Regions from separate parts of the Homo sapiens genome. Here region 2 is linked to region 1. A link is a contact called in ENCODE Hi-C data. All regions are on one chromosome and are shown on one strand. The core of a region is the stretch at or near the end of the contact, and the rest is flanking DNA. Distances in the headings are between cores, read along the strand shown.

What was found. A loop is a pair of places that touch in the nucleus more often than their neighbours do. Pooled maps may share reads with other maps.
Region 2: a pooled map shows a loop between it and region 1 (26-fold over the local background). The contact joins the enhancer-like site here to the promoter of ZXDB in region 1. A Hi-C loop is called at or near these places in 8 of 50 pooled maps.

The regions. Positions count from the first base shown.
Region 1 is chrX:57,589,877-57,595,796 of GRCh38, reverse strand. ZXDB (zinc finger X-linked duplicated B) reads right to left here and starts at 3,786. Exons shown (of 1, transcript NM_007157.4): 1 at 1-3,786. The coding sequence starts at 3,748. The coding sequence ends at 1,337. RefSeq lists silencers at 2,909-3,098, 3,159-3,448.
Region 2 is chrX:54,636,290-54,642,209 of GRCh38, reverse strand. It overlaps a transcript of GNL3L not described here. Among named protein-coding and RNA genes, the nearest start is that of GNL3L, 110 kb to the right of the region's middle. RefSeq lists enhancers at 2,266-2,515, 2,806-2,935, 2,502-3,027. Within about 2 kb of position 2,414, at least 40 of the 41 ENCODE cell types and tissues checked have a DNase peak (open chromatin) inside an H3K27ac peak, as active enhancers do.

The DNA.
Region 1 (5,920 bases), core at 2,537-5,036:
CACAGAGCCAAAATTTAGCCCTGGGTCTGTTTCATGTCAAAGTCCTGGCTGGCAATTTCCACAAAACTGCCTTCCATCATCAAAAGAAGTTAGGAAGATAAACAGTGAGAACAGCCAACACATTTTTTTGCTATCTATTTTTTCTTGTTAGTTCTATGACTATTTAAGAAAATATTTTGGCATTGAATAATATTTCTATTACATAGCATTTCCTCCTTTGCTAATGCTTAGTAACTCTACAAAGATGACTCATCATATCAGAAGCATCATGAATTAATGCATTTATCTGCAGCAGCTGCTAATACCACAAAAAGAGAGAAAACCACAGATTATGCGCCACCTACTAAATGAACACAACATAACCTATGAAACATTCATGCCAAAAGCCATGTTTCAATCTCATCAAGTCTCTAGACATAACTAGCAAATTAAAGAAACAGAGGATAGAGGAAAGCAAACATTACCATAGGGATGCAATTAGCAAAACTTAAATTGTGGCAAATGCTACATGTGAAACAACCTCATTTCATAAACAAAATCGCAAGGAAAAAAAGAAAGATGAAAGGGAAACATACGGATTAAGAAGACACTTAGGAGATTTACGGGATTCTACTAATTAAAAATAATAAAACAAGTAGCATTTATGAGGCAATTGGAAGTTTGAACCCTCACTGGATATTTACTGATATTAAAGAATTACTGTAAATATCACTTGCGATAATGGAATTATCATTTTTTTCCATATCATCCCATAGCTTTCAGAGATATATAAAGAATATTTATGGATAAAATGATCAGATGTCTGCTATTTGTTACAAAATAATACTAGAACATGGGGAGTGAGTGAGGCTAAGTTAAAAAAGATTGTTCATGGATTCATAATTGCTGAAATTGAGTGAAAAGTACATGGATGTTCATCATAGTATGATGTAACATTATGTATGTTTGCCAAAAAAAGAACATGTCAGGGCTGGGGGGGCAGTTAAAAAAAAACGCATGCCACATCACTGAAAAACGTCCTCATATTTTTCAAGGAAAGAAATGTATTATCAAGGAATCACAGAGCAGAAAGACCTTAAAAGCAATCTATTCAAACCACCTCAATTTATAAATAAGGAAATTAAGGCTCAGATAGGTTAACTGACTTGCTCAGGGTCACACAACTTGTCAGTTCCAAACTCAAGATCAGAATTTAAATCTCCAAACTTGTAGTCCAGGGCTGTGCTCTTTTTGCAAACCAAAAAGAAATGACTGCACTTAAATATTTAGTCCAGAATATCCTCAAAATTGACTGTAATAAAAGTAAGCCACATGATGAGGAATGAATAGAGTTGGTTCATACCAAAAATGAGCTGCCAGTCACAGTGATAAGATCTGTTTCTTTCTGAGAACCATGGTTTCCTGCTGCATTGGGGAATCCAAACTGGGTTTCTCCCTCCTGTCCAAAGAAGTCAGAGTCAGGATGTACGTTCCACTCCGCTTTGGTTGGTGTCAGTAGTTCTGAGACACTGTTTTCACAAAGGGTGCTCGAAGGAGTCAGAGCATCTGTGTCCACTGTTAGCTTACTGCTGGGTGTCAAAGCCTGAGGCTCTGGACTGGAGTTTTTCATGGCCAAAGAGTCCAGAGATCCCAATGGCCCCACACTTACACTTGAGACCTCATCCATATTTAAGGAGCTCTGCTGAAAACCAGTGGCCGCCGTTCCAAAAAAGAGAGAGGTATCCAGACTTTGAGGAGGGTCGCTGGTGGCCATCAAGGACGGAGGGTCCACAGCCTGCCCTACGGAATTATTATTATTAGCAGGGAGGTGCCCTGCCAGAGTCGAGCTCACAGAAGCCACATCAATAGTCAAGATTCCAGAGTTCACCAATGCTGTGTCCAGCAATGCAGCAGAAGTACTGTCAGGTACATCAGAGAAGAGAGACACTATCTCTGCATCACTGAGATCATTCTGTCTCTGGCTGGTAAGTTCACTGCTGGGTGTGAGAGAATTTGCTGCTTCTAGCTGAGCTAAGAGATCCTGGCCCACCTTATGCCTTTTAACCATGTGCGTCTTCATGCTGTGCTTGGATGTGAAGAGTTTATTACAAGAGGAGATCGGGCAACGGCTTTTCCAAGTGTCCACATCCTGCAGGTGTTTCTTGGAGTGAATGTAGAGGCTACTGCGAGCAGAGAACCTGGCACAGCAGCCTGCCACAGGACACACGAAAGGCTTTGTGCCCAGGTGGGTTATGCTGTGGCCTTTCAGATGTTCCGCCCTCGTGAAAGATTTCCCACAGCCTTCCACAGGGCACATGAACCTCCGGTCATCGTCGTGCTTTCTTTTGTGCCTTAAGAGTTTGGACATGCTAGTGAAGTTCCAGCCACAGCCATCAAAGTCACAAAGGAAAGGTCTCTCGCCGGTGTGACTCCGCAGGTGAATTTTCAGCCTACAAGCCTTGTCATATTGTTTGCTGCAGCCAGGAAAAGAGCAGGAAAACAGTTCCTGTTCCCTGAAATGGGCGCGGTTATGGGAAAACAGAGCACTCACTGTGATAAATGTCTTCTTGCAGCCAGAAAACGCGCACTGGTAAGGCCTCTCCGGTTCGAAGTGGCTGCGCTGGTGGGCGCTGAGTTTGGCCTGCGTGGGGAAGCTCTCCTCGCACACCTCGCATTTGAATGAGTTCTCCTGCTCATGGCCCTTCATGTGCGCCTTGAGGTTGTACACTGTGGTGAAGCTCTTGCCACAGCCCTCTGCCGGGCAGCCAAAGGGCCGCAGTTTGTCGTGCGACTGCAGGTGCCTCTTGAGCTTGTAAGAGGTGGTGAAGGTCCAGCCGCAGCCACCCAGGGGGCATTTGAAGGGCCTCTGGCCCTGGCTGCTGCTGTGCGTCAGCAGGTGCACCTTCAGCTGGTGCTTCTTGGCGAAGGTTTGCCCGCACTGCGCCTCGGGGCACAAGTACAGCACCACGCCTGGGCCGGAGCCCAGCGGTCCGCGGGGGCCCAGGGCGGCGGCCGGGCCCTCCGCCTCCTCCTCAGGCGCCGGAGCTGGCGCGGGTTCGGCCGGCTCAGCTAGCAGGAGGTCTGGCGGCAGCTCTGGGCAGTCACCCGGGTGCGCGGCATGCGGGAACCCAGCTTGCGGGGCGATCAGACACCCGGGCTGCTGGGCAGGAGCGGCCCCTGGCTCCCAGGCGTGTGGTGGGGGCGTGGCCAGGGTGAGGACGCCGTTCTCAAAGCGCAACAGCAGGTCCTGGTTGTGGATAGTGACTGTGCCCGCGAAGGCCGCGGCGGGGCCGGGGGCGGAGATCGGGGCCGGAGTGGGAACCGCGGACAGGCAGCGGGGGCCTAGCGCAGTGGGCCCCGCGGGATTCGCGCCGCTCTCGCCCCCCTGGAGCCCCGGGCCCTCCTCGGCCTCCTCCCTCAACACAGGCCCTGCGGCCTGACCGGAGCCCGCGGTCTCCACGTCGCCACCCACCGGGTCAAGCAGCACCAGGAAGAAGTCGTCGCCGCCGCCGCCGCCGCCGCCGCTAGGTTGATCGGTCCTCGGCGCCAACAGGCTTGGGCCAGGGCCCCGTGATGCCGTGCTGGCCTCCTCGCGCCGCCGCCCGGGCCCGCCATCTTGGGGGCCCCGGAGCAGCAGGAGGCGGCGCGTGGGGACCTGGCCAGCCGGCGAGTCAGGGCCTCGGTGGACTCGGCCGCCACCCGCGGGGATACCGCCGCCGCCGCCGCCCTGTAGTGTCCCGCGAGCCGGGAGCAGCTTCGGGATTTCCATCTCTGCGTCCGAGAGGCTCGGCTGGAACCAGAGCCGAGGAGGAGGCGCGATCCCGCCCCCTGCCGCGGGCCTGAACACGTTCCTGAAAGGGGAAAAAAAAATGTGCAATGCGCAGAAACTGGCCCTATCAGATATTAAAACGTATTTAACGCCACAGTGATTTAAATATTCTGGTACTGGGTCTCTGGAACAGAATAGAAAGCCCAGAGGTAGAGCCTGGTATGCATAAATACGTTCTACAGTTAATATAAGTAAGTAATTAAGGGGGTCTTCTGAGGTAATGGGGAAATGACGACAGCTTGTTCAGTAATGCTGTGGAACACCTAGGTATCTATCCGCTGGAAGCAATTTTAATCCATGACTCATTGTATATACCCAAATAAACACACCCCAGCCCCTCCCAGTGTTAGATATGTTGCTTCGTACTTTCTGTGTGTTAAAATTTGCTGGCTGGCTGGCTGGCTGGACTGATGGATGAAAGACAATTCCTGAGAGAAAAAACTGTCTCTGTGTCAGCATTAAACCACCATAGCGCTGGCAGTTCTGCTGAAAATGTCCTTCCCCTTCCCACCTCCCCGCGGGACAACTTCCATATTCACAATTATCTTGAGCAAAGTCTTCGGTACAATTTGCCGCATAGTTCAAATTTTGTCTTGCTGATACAGACATTAGAATGAGTGAGAGATGCGGCCAAAACAGGTTAGCACTCTTCAGCCTAGAAATTCAAAGTCTGGAGGATGAAACAATTTACACTGAAATCTGGAAAAAACCCAACCTTCTCCTGGCTTCTCCCTATACAGTGCACAACCTAAACCAACTTTTGCCCTTCCACCATCGGTTGTACTGTGATAAATTTCATGTCTGCTCTCACAGCACAATGAGGGCATTCATTCCTCAGTTTACTCTGCCTTCTCCAGCACGTGGAGGTCTCTGGGCAGGAGTTTCAGTTAAATGTGTTTAGGTTAAATCCTGAGTCACTGCAATGGATTCTGCCAAGTAAAAGGCACAGACGATCTTGTCCAATCAACCTGGTGTACCTGTTCACATTTAAGTGTGGTGGCCCAGGCTTGCTGGGCCTGTGGTGCCTAATGATCTTATTAATGATGATGACAATCCTTCATTTTGTCCGTTACGACTGAGTTGGGAATTGACACAAATATAGGGTGAAATATCTGAGATAAGAAAGCTTAGAGTAATGACTAGATTGGTGGTGGTGGGGGAGCGGGGTGTAACCTGTTGTTTAAATACTCCCAGCTCTCTCGCCCTCTTTTAATGACAGTGGACACTTGGTCTCTTGAAAATCAAGCTATTCATCCATAACTATTTGAACCTCATCAAAATGTCTACTCCACATACTTTTCTTTCTATTACTTTTTCTGGTGGAAGCATTTTTCAAATCTGAGGTATAGAAGAGTGCATAAAACATATTTGTATCGTTTAGATTATTTTACAAAAGCAGACACCTGTGTAACCAGGACCAAGGTCAAGCAATAGACCACTGCCAGCCTTCCAGAATACAGCCGCTGTACTCCTCCCAATCACAACCCACACTCTCCTATATGAATATAGTCATTGCCCTGACTTTGTAATAATCATTTCACTGCTTTCCTTTATAGCTTTATCACTTTTGTACGCATCCGTAAACAATAGAGTTGATACGAAGTTGTATAAATGGAATCATACGGCAAGTTTCCTTTTATAACTTGTTTCTTTCACTCTGTATTATACTTGAGACTCATCCATGTTGTTCATAATAGTTATAAGTAAGTAGATCCTTTGTCTCCATCGACTGTCGTTCCAGCATATGCTTATAGCAAAGTGATTATGGTATGATTATACCACTCCATTCTACAGCAGATGAACATTAGGATTGCTTCTATTTTTCAGCGATTATTATGAACATTCTTGCACATTTCTCATGGGACACATGTGTAAAAATCTCTCTAGGGTATATATCCAAGAATAGAATCACAGGGCCATAGGGTATGGATATCCTGAGCTTTACTAGATGATGCCAAATTGTTCTCTGTAGTGATTGGGCAAGCTGTCAATCCCACCAGCAGCACAGAGAGCCCCTACTGCTCCACATCTTCACCCACACCAAGTATTGCCAGAATTTAAATTTTGCCAGTCTACTGGTGGGCAATACCCAAATTACTAGTAAGCTTTAGC
Region 2 (5,920 bases), core at 1,165-3,664, 3.0 Mb after region 1:
TTCTTCACTTGTAAAATGAGGAAAAGTACACTCACCTCAGAGGGCCGAAGTGCAAATTAAATTAAACCTATTTAAAAGGCTGTTTTTGTTAAGACTCTTTTGGATGCAAGGAACAGAAACCCAGTGAAGCTAGATCACGAATCAGAAATCCAAGGGCAGGAAGTGAAGTACAGATAAAGCTTATTAAGCCTGGAGCTGCAGGAAATTTCTGGATGAGGCATGGACCCTCTGCTCTGGAGCTTTACCATTAATGTAATTCATCTGCACTACATGTCTGCTTCTCTCTGTACATCTGCCCCAGCTTCCTCATTCAGCCAACCACCTTGAACTGCTCCCCCAGGATTTTAACAGGCACTTGACCTGATTCATAATGCTGCACCCACCTACCCAGCATCCTGGTCTACTGGACCTGTCAGCTCAGCTCCCCACAACTAACTGGCAACTCTCCTCTGGATCTCTTATTTCACATTCCCAAGAGAGCAATCTGATTGGCCCACCTCATCTTCTAAAGCTGGGCCATACAACTCACAGGTTGTGGGCTGGCCTTGGATCAGGTGCTGTATCCTAAAGGAAGGGTGGATGTAATACATAGTTAGTCCTTGCTTGATCATTTGGTAGGAGCTGTAAGTAGAGCCAGTGCTCCCAGAAGGGGATGTAAAGATGGCCAGTGGCCATCAAAGATAGTGGTGGCATCTCTGATGCATGTGTGCAGCAGAGTGACTGGAACATGGCAGGTGTTCAACAAATAGTCATAATTATTCACGGTAACATTATGCCACCTCTTACAGGAAGCCTTCCCAGAACTCTTAAGGTTCCCAAACTTTTTCACCCAGATCAGGACCCCTACTGCAGGAATCATCCAATTAAGAAATCAATGAAATTTCATTATACAGGACAGACTTTTATGGCCTTCTAGGTATAAAGCACTGTACTGGGCACTGGGAGGAAGGATACACAAATGAATGAGGCCCTTATCCTGGCCTCAAGGAGCTCTGAGGATAGTAAAAGGTAAAAGGCAAACTGAGCCATGAGAAATCCACAGATAGGGAGCTCTGGGAGTTCAGAGAAGGGCAAAAACTGTTGTTTATCCGTATGTATGCCTGTCTCCTGGATACCTCCCTTTAGATGTCCCAAAGGCACCTCGAACTAAATGTATTTAAAACTGATCTCATCTGCTCCCTCCCAAACCTGTTCCTCTTCTCAGATTCCCTGTCTCAGTGAGGCAAGTTCATCCAACCCAGTTGCTCAAGCTTGAAACCTGAGCTGCACCCGCTCACAATGTCAGCTGTTGCAGTTGCTAAAGTTGTCCCCGAACCTTTGGTGTGTGTTTGCCTTGCCCCAAAGGTCAGAACTAATAATAAACTTCTGCATTGCTGCAGGATACGGAAATTAAAACCAGCCTGGAGACAGACAAGACCCGGAGTCCACCAGGTTTGATTTCGGACTTGGCTTCTGATGTCAACGGGTATGATCCCTTTCAGGAAAGCGGGTCGACAAGAGCCTAAAACATGTTTATGACATTTTCCTGGTAATTCTGCTCCTAAATCGATATCCACCCACCCCTACTCCTACAGGAAAAGCTCTAAGCACAAAATTATTCCTTGCAGAGATATATTTTGGTGGTCAAACACTAGAAAGTAGTTTTAATATCCAACAAGAGAAGGGTTAAGTGAATTGTGGCACAGCTGTCTAATGGAACATTCTACAACCATTGCTGAGAGATGACGGCTGTGGAGATTCTATAGCAACAGAGAAAAATTATTATGCCATAACTAAGGATGCAGGGTTGTGTGTACACTCTGACTGCAACAACCTAAAAACTGCATGGCCTCAAGCTCTGCTGATGGACATTTAAAATTTCTCCTCTATTATTACTTTTTAAAAAGGCCTTAACTTTATGTCATGTATGGGTATCTCTGGGTTTGGGGTTTTTGGCTTGTTGTTTTCGTTTTTTCAGTCTTTTCCTTCCGTCAATCAACCGCCTTAAAAATGTGTCTTCTTTGTACCAGGCCCTCCCCGAGGTGCTGGTGATTCAAAGGTCAATCACCCACAACTCTTTCTCTGGGATGTCAGGGCAGAAGAGGAAACAGATACAAAAATAAACAGTTTCAAAAATATATGGGCCAGTCTTTATGGGCCCACTTGTGGACGTACGCAGGCACGGTCACCCCCTGGCGGCCACTCGACTACCAGCTCTTGGGTGGCTCTAACCTCTGGACAGCGGCTTCCACTCTCGGTGGCCAGCCCCAGCCTCGTTCTCCGAGAGAGTCCAAGACTCCTCCCTCTCCCTCCTTCTGGGGCCCTCCATCCCCTAGTAGGCGTCTCAGCCTGGGCCTGGCCCAGACAAATCCGACCCTGTTACTCTCACCGGAGCTCCTCCCTCCCCGAAAGCCTCACTCCGGCTGTGAGCTGCAAGATTACGTCATTGTCAATGGTTCGCATGCGCCCTCACCACTGGACAATTGGCGCACCCCTGCCGCAGGCGGGCGTAGCTTCGGGCTCCGGGGTTCTCCCTTTTCCTTTCCTGATGTTTTTTTTAAAGTGGCGACACACTACTTGTAAGAGACGCTGGTAAACTCGTGGCTTTAGGAGGAAATGGGAGCCAAGAAAAGCTGCAAAGCTCAAGGCTCACGACCGCTTGCTCGCCATTGTCCCACTCACTTCCGAAAGAGATAACGCCCCTTTCCGACTCTTTTGGCCTCCCCGCTCCAAGAGTGAGAATCGAAGCCCCGCCCCGTGAGCGTCTAGTCCCAAGATAACCCAGCTGCGCTTGCGAGTGCAAGTACACTGGGGCGGGGCTGACAGGAGGCTGATGCAATCGAGTCGGGCGGGCGGGGCACGTCGGATGAAAGTGGGTACCGGAAGAAAAGGGGTTATTTCAGCAGGCTTAGTAACCCTATTCAAAGTAAGACCTTAATATATAAGTAAAAGTTCGTGCCTGATTTGGAGAGCTCTTTGACTATTAAATTTTTTTTAATGTAACGCCTGTAATCCCAGCACTTTGGGAGGCCAAGGTGGGTGGATCACTTGAGTCCATGAGTTTGAGACCAGCATGGGCAACACAGTGAGACCCTCCCTCTCTATTTTATTTTAAAAAACATTATTTTAAAGGTATATATCCTATTGGCTCAGCAATCCCATTTCCATATATATACATCCAAGACTCCTAGAGAAGTGTATGCGGATCACCTACAGGGCTTTGTTAAAACACAGATTGTTGTGGCCCATCTACTATCAGAGATTAGGAACTTGTGTTTCTAACAACTTCCAGGGTAATGCTGGGGCAAACTGGTTCAAGACCACACTTTAAGAACCTTAGATCTAGAGGACAAAAAACTGCAAGGAGCCTTATGAACAAGTGTAAGCCGTGCTGATTTGTTGGCAATAACGAAAAATTGAAAGTATCAGTGGGGGCAGGAGATGGTTGATAAACTTATCAGTTTAAAATGGGCTATATATAGGCCGGGCATGGTGGCTGACGGCTGTAATGCCAATACTTTGAGAGGCCGAGGTGGGTGGATCACCTGAGGTCAGAAGTTCGAGACCAGCATGGTGAAACCCCGTCTCTACTAAAAATACAAAAATTAGCCAGGCGCCTGTAATCCCAGCTACTCAGAAGGCTGAAGCAGGAGAAACGCTTGAACCCGGGAGGCGGAGGTTGCAGTGGGCCGGAGATTGCGCCACTGCACTCCAGCCTGGGCAACAGAGCCAGACTATCTCAATTAATTAATTAATTAATTTAATGAGCTATATATAAACTGACATGGAAAGATATCGAAGGTGATGATGATAGTAGTGAGGGTGGTGATGATGATACTTAATGTTTATTGAGCACTTACACTGTATCAGGCACTGTGTGAAGGATTTTACATTTCTTACCTCATTTTCTACAGCAATTCTCAGGAATGTGGACTGTGTCTAATTCGCTGTATATTTTTAGTCCAGAACAGGGTCTGGCACCCAGGATCTTGTCAGTAAATGTTTGTGGCCTCATGTGATCAGATCCAGTCCCACAAGTTCACAGTCCCAAGAGTTTAGGACTTCACAGCCCAAACAATATTTCAAAAAATTGCAAAGGATGGATAAAATATTGCGGAAGAAGGACACTAAAAACAAACTACTGCCTTCTATCACCATCATTTTAAGAAAAGACAATTACACATAATCCCCCATTAAAGGAACGAACTTTTTAATTTATCTTTAATATGAAAATTTTTAACATATGCAAAAGTAGAAAGAAGAGTAAATGAACCCCCAAGTACCTCTCACCCAGCTTCTCAATTATCACCTCCTGGCCAAGCATCTTACATCTCAAACCCCAACACACATCGTATCCCAGATTACTTTGAAGCAAATGCTAGACGCCATTTTCTCCATAAATATTTGAGTTCATGTGTTTAAAATATAAGAACTCTTTTATAATAATAACCATAATACCACAGAATATCTAAAAATTTAAGAATAATTTCCTAATATTATAAAATATCCAAGTATTTACATTTCCCTGATTTATACATATCTTTTGCAGTTTTGCACAAATTAGCAAGTAAATAAGATAAAGCAGAGGCCTTTAAATCAAATATACACTACAGTGTCCTTTTTATCTTCATTTTACTGCAGATTGGCAAAAACTATATCAGGCCCTTGCACAAGATGACAGACCAGTATTGGGAACTACTGGCATAACATTCATTCAAAAGTAGATAGTGAGATATATATGTGTGTGTGTGTGCATGCACATGTGTGCACACATGTGTGTATATGTGTGTATACATACAAACTGCAAAATATATATGTGTGTATACACACACACAGCCTGACACTTCTAGCGGTACACAAGGGTAAATAAGACAGATGCAGTCCCTGTACTCCTGGAGCCAACATTCTACTGAGAGAAACAGACAATTACCAAGTCAAGAAATACATTTGGAATTTAATTTCGGGGTCATAATATGTACAATGAAAAAAATAAAGAAGGAAGATAAGGCAGTAGAAAATGATGGAGGCAGTAGTACATTGGCAAAATGGTGAAGTAGGCAGCTCCAAGCTCTTGTTCCCCTACAGAAACTGATAATCAAGCAGAAACTGACAGAACCAACTTTCTCAAAACTCTGGAAAACAATGAAAAGTTTATAGCAACCAAGCAAATGCTGAATAAAGAAAAAGGCAATAACAGATGCCAGTGAGGTTGCAGAGAAAAGGGAACACTTATACACTTATGGTGGAAATGTAAATTAGTTCAGCCACTGTGGAAAGCAGTGTGATTTCTCAAAGAACTTAAAACAGAGCTACCATTTGACTGAGCAATCCCATTACTGGAAGTCTCATATACCCAAAGGAAAATAAACCATTCTACTAAAAAGACACATGCATGTGTATGTTCATCACAGTGCTATTCACAATAGCAAAGATACAGAATCAACCTAGATGCCCATCAACAGTGGATTGGATAAAGAAAATGTGATACATATATACTGTGGAATACTGTGCAGCCATAAAAAAGAATGAAATCATGTCTTTTGCAGCAATATGAATGCAGCTTGAGGTCATCATCCTAAGCAAATTAACACAGGAACAGGGAACCAAATACCACATCTCACTTATAAGTGGGAGCTAAACATTGAGTACACATGGACATAAAAATGGGAACAATAGACACTGGGGACTACTAGAGGTGGGAGGGGGAGGGGGCCAGGGTTGAAAAACTACCTATTGTATACTATGCTCACTACCTGGGTGATGGGATCATTTGTACACCAAACTTCAGTGACATGCAACTTACCCATGTAACAAATTTGCATATGTACTCTCTGAACCTAAAATAAAAGTTGAAAAAAAGAAAGATAAAGGCAACTTCAAAATGGTAAGAAAGTTTTATGGCATATTTACTTGCTCTTGCCCCACCTCCTCTCCAGTGCAG